Linked DNA regions of Homo sapiens: region 2 is linked to region 1. A link is a loop called in an ENCODE intact Hi-C map of the cell type or tissue named here. Cell type or tissue: heart right ventricle. All regions are shown on one strand. Region 1 overlaps SND1 (staphylococcal nuclease and tudor domain containing 1). Region 2 overlaps SND1 (staphylococcal nuclease and tudor domain containing 1).

Evidence for each region. A loop is a pair of places that touch in the nucleus more often than their neighbours do. Peaks named below come from ENCODE experiments on the same cell type or tissue, not always from the same donor. Only the 100,000 strongest peaks of a DNase experiment are listed, where the experiment ranks them.
Region 2: it touches region 1 in a loop (1.9-fold over the local background); 2 of 110 quality-filtered maps call a loop at or near these places.

The regions. Positions count from the first base shown.
Region 1 is chr7:127,843,857-127,846,356 of GRCh38, reverse strand. SND1 (staphylococcal nuclease and tudor domain containing 1) reads right to left here. Exons shown (of 24, transcript NM_014390.4): 12 at 1,933-2,033. Among named protein-coding and RNA genes, the nearest start is that of SND1-IT1, 150 kb to the left of the region's middle. In heart right ventricle, no CTCF peak of the experiment used is centred here; a DNase peak (open chromatin) is centred at 1,436; H3K27ac peaks cover 1,491 bases.
Region 2 is chr7:127,733,995-127,736,494 of GRCh38, reverse strand. All of the region lies in intron 10 of SND1 (staphylococcal nuclease and tudor domain containing 1), which reads right to left. Among named protein-coding and RNA genes, the nearest start is that of SND1, 83 kb to the right of the region's middle. RefSeq lists a silencer at 854-1,068. In heart right ventricle, no CTCF peak of the experiment used is centred here; no DNase peak of the experiment used is centred here.

The DNA of each region.
Region 1 (2,500 bases):
GGAGACAATTTAAGTATCTAGAAGAGTACTTGTAAAATTCTTCTAAACTTGTACATGCTTCTAAACTTCTAAAAAAAAAATTTTACTTTGGTAAATCACAAAAAAAAGAATATTTCATACAATCCAATTACAAGAACTGGGAAGCAGAAAATTCAAGTTCATTATCTCTGGCACAAACCTGGAGTATAGATATTGTAGGTTGTCAATTAAGACCAACCAACCTGTGTTGTTAAACAGCCAACAGAATTGACACCTTCTTACAAGGACTCAAGAATGTAATAGAAACCCAGACTAGAACAGACAGCTACCCCACATTTGCAGAGAGGAAGGCTGAAAGAGTAATCTCTGTCAAAGCCAAAATAAACACAGTGGAGATCTCAAGGTTTTAAGGCACAAAGCATGGCCACAACACTCTGCCCTGTAAAGTATTTTAAATTATCTGTCTCAAATTATCTTAAAAATAAAAAGATTGCTATAAAATACTCCCTGAATATCTCATTTTAAGCAGTGTAAACTTATTTTTTAAATATTCTTCAGTGGTAACTAAAGGAGATAATCCATTCTAATAGAATGTTAAATACTGGTGGAGGCCACCTGCCAAAAATAAAGACACGTGGTTTTGTACAACAGTGAAGTTGTTTTCACCAGTACTTAAAAGCAGCAGTATCTATGGAGATGGCTTTCTGTGGCAGTAAAAATATTTAGATAGAATACTAAGATTCCAGGTCTCTACAACAGGGAAGCATACAACTGACTCCTAAGAAGTGGTAACAAATTGGTAACAAATAACTATTGTAATTTATACAGATAGAATAATGACCAAAATATGTCCTAGTTTTTCCCAGTTCAAAAATATTACTTGATTTGTCAAGAACCTGCTTCTAACAAAACCTGTGATGGCGTGAAGGTAAACATCAAATGCCTATACTGAGCGCCTCCTGGCAAAGACGAAACCTCCAATTGTTGTGTGAACATTAACAACATTAATAAATATAGGATCGGTAGCAGTGGCTAAAAATAGTCATTTCCAAATGTGAAAGCACGAATGAGGTGAAAGAGGCTCCTGTTAGGAGACTTTCATGAAGCTAAGCAGCTACAAAATGCTTATTCCTTTCAGAGGCCTGCAATAGCTTGGAGGTACTTCTCCTAAGTGGCTTCACTGTACTTTCAGTAACACAATCCTTGTTTTGATGACAAACCTATTATTTTCTTCCCCATCAATATGCCCACTTAAAAGAAATGAAAAATAACAGTTTGGTAACAACTAGCATATAAGATTGTTAAATGGAAAAGGAGACAATTACCATACTGGTATATTTTATGCAAAGTAAGAATTGCTATTGGGGACTGGCTGACTGTTGTAATATTTATTGGGGAAGCAGGGCCCAGCAGGCTTCCTCCTTCCCCTATCAGATATCTCCCCTGAAAGACTCTTCCTCAGCCTGGCTGCCAACAGACCTTGGAATCTAACCAGGTTACAGCCAGTACAGCAGAATAGGATGACCTCATCGTCTACTGATTACATACAAGAAAATGTCCAATTAACCTCTCCTCTTCTTCCCTCTTTGTTACCTGCTATTCTATACCTAGACTTCCTAAACCAATATGCAGAGACCATTTTAGACAGTATCTAGGGCCTGCTTGATACTCAATAAATGGCATTATTAATAGTAATGATGTGTACTTCATAGTGCCAGGCACACAGAGCCCAATAAATCTTAAATAACTACAATAATGAAAGTATACGATTAGCTAATGAGTGATTATAAAGTACTTACAAATATAAAGTGCTACACAGGCACAAAATTATAAACCACTGAGTTAAGAGCAGGAGAAAGCAAAGCAGAGTGAAAGGAAGGAAAGATTCAAATGAGCAAAGAACTCTTAGCTACTTGAGATGACAGCTGAGTCCATGCCAGCCAGAACACTCACATTCCTCCAATGGTGACAGTGGCACAGGTACGCTCTGAAAAGGCAGGCACTGTCTCTGTGGCTGGGCTGGCTGGTCTAATGTAGTCCACCGTCACATTGACCTGGAAACAAAGAATCAAGGGAATTAGGGTTGAGAGTCTGCAACATAGCTCACTAGCAGCCACATGTGCCTGCTCAACTGTGAAAGATCAGCTCACTCCAGTTTGGTTTTCTGAATCTAAGATTTTTAAAACCAATTAAAAGAAATAGCTGAGCAACAGACTGGGAGAAAATGTTGGCAAAAGACATAACTAATAAAGAACATTTATCTAAAATATACAAAAAACTCTTAAAACTCAACAATAATAAAACAACCTGATTTTAAAATGCAAAAGATCCAAACAGCTTACTAAAGAATACATACAAGTGGCAAATAAGAACAGGAAAAGATGTTCTACATTACATGTGATTAGAAAATTGCCAACTTAAACAACAATGAGATACCACTGCTCGTTGTAGCATAGTCAAAATTCAGAACACTGACAACACCAAAGGCAGGCAAGGATGTGGAGCAATAGGAACTCTAATT
Region 2 (2,500 bases), 110 kb after region 1:
AAAAATTGGAAATAACTGATATATCCAAAAATAGGTGAAAGCTGGTTAAATTATGACACGTCCACATTAACAACTGCATAGCCATTAAAAATCATGTTTCAGGAAATTATTTAAAGGCCAGAAGAAATTCTCAGTTATAAAACATGAACAGAGAAGCTAGTGAGAAGGCCTTGCGATTATTAACAGTTGTGATGTTGCCTCTGGGCAGTTAAATTTAAGTAATTTGTATTTTCTTCTTTAAATTTTCCCAAATTTATAAAGTGATTATGTCACATTTATAATCAGGAAAATTTCTAGGGCAGAGAAGATGAAAGCAGAAACGCAAGCCATCTATCTATTGGGGTTAATGTGTGAAAATAATGAATGAAAATTAAATTGACAATGAACTATTTAGAAGCAGGTACTCTCAGGGCTCAGAAACTGTACAAAAATGACTAGTATTGAGACTCTATTAAAAAGGGAGAATTCAGTCTCTGCACAGAGTTGGCCTCACTCTTTTAAACCATGAGATCATTGCCAGGAAAACTTCAGAAAGGAGACAAGACAATTTAAAAGATACAGGTCAGGCTGGGCACGGTGGCCCACACCTGTAATCCCAGCACTTTGGGAGGCTGGGGCGGGCGGGGGATCACCTGAGGTCAGGAGTTTGAGACCAGCCTGGTCAACACAGTGAAACCCCATCTCTACTAAAAATACAAAAATTAGCCAGGCATAGTGGCACATGCCTGTAATCCCAGCTAGTTGGGAGGCTGAGGCACGAGAATCACTTGAACCCGGGAGGTGGAAGTTGCAGTGAGCCAAGATCGTGCCACTGCACTCCAGCCTGGGCAACAGAGTGAGACTCTGTCTCCAAAAAAACAACAACAACAACAAAAAAAAACAGGTCACCCTTTAGAAAAGTTACAGCCTCTTTTTTTTAAATTAAAGGTATATTTTTCTTTTTTATAGAGATGGGGGTCTCACTATGTTGCCAGGGCTGGCCTGGAACTCCTAGCCTGAAGCAATCCTCCTCTCTCGGCCTCCCAAAGTGCTAGGATTACAGGCATGAGCCACCATGCCCAGCCCTAGAGCCTCTCTTGATATAAATTATGGTGCCTCCAAAAGTGGTTGTAGGAAATATTTTCATTTGTAAAAATATGTTAAAATAAGAAAGCACGTGTTACAGTAACAAAGACAGCCAGTTACAGCTTCTGGTAGATAGTGGAAATCCTGAAAAACAGGAGCTTAGGAAGAAGTCCACTCAATACTAAGGAGAAGACCACCAACCCACCCAACCAACCTCCAGGTCCAGGTGGCACTTTTGGAGGCAATTCGAATCCTGGTTCCTCCACTTACCAGAGAAGGAACCCTGAGCAAGTTGTCATTATTCTCCCAAGGACGGGGTAGAGGAGTCAACAAAATAGTGCATGCCCAGCACCTCACGCTCTACCTGGGCCAGGCACATACTCAGGGTCACCTCAGTTTTCCTCAGTATCCAGCAACCTCCTTTACTCAGACTCTGTAAATAATAAGCAAACTTCCTCCACAAAAAGAATGCCCTTGGCCCATCAAAATATTCTGGTCTGTCTGGCAGCTGGAAATTGCATCATAAATTAATAAACCCAAAACTGACTTTTAAATCACATCTGTGCATTTATTTAGCATAAATCAGATAATTAGTCTAACAGACAGCATTTCTCATCCTGTAATGCTCAGAGCTGAGTCCTGAAAAGAACTCGGCAGAAGACTACTGTAAGGCCTCAGAACAAGGACAAGATTTCCTCCGTCAGTCCTAACACAGATCGTCCGCTAACACTAAACCTGCACACTGTGTTAGGGTGCCAGTCACAGTTCAGAAGGTGCTTGAGGATTTTGCTGTGCTGTATCCTGAACCGCCATCAAGCTCCTACGTTCTCTCTATGTACCATAAAGCACCTGTATTTTCTTCCAACCATTTGAGGGCTGCCTGCACACGCTGGAGGCAAGCACGTTCTTTAACCTGCATCCTTTTCTCTGCCTTACCGAGTTCAGCTAATATAATTGCACATGAGGTGTGACCCCAGATCTAACAAGGCACCACTTCATAAACCTTTTCTCTTTTTATCATGACGTAAAATTCAACCTGAAACTGTAAATAGCAGGCCCCACCTAAACATCAGCTCAAATAGTATGTTATAAACCCTAAGAAACTCTACTATTCCCTAGAGAACTCTGTTCTCTGAAGCAGATAAATTTCTTCAGGCAGAACTCTTATATCTCCTTTCACTGGAATCCTCAGGAGATGTTCTAAGCTAAGAGGGACATGTCTGCTTAGCATCTGGCTCTGAGACCTGGAGCGGGGAATCTCACACAGGAAATTGCAGAGATATTACTGCACTAAAGTCTGGCTCAGAAAAGAAAAATTGCATTGTCAGAGACGAAAATCCTGGAGATAGAGCTTTAGTAAGCCCACACTCTTCCATTGGTAAGAGCAACAATCTAGAACGGTGGTTCTCAAGCTGAAGTGCAGTAGAGATACCTG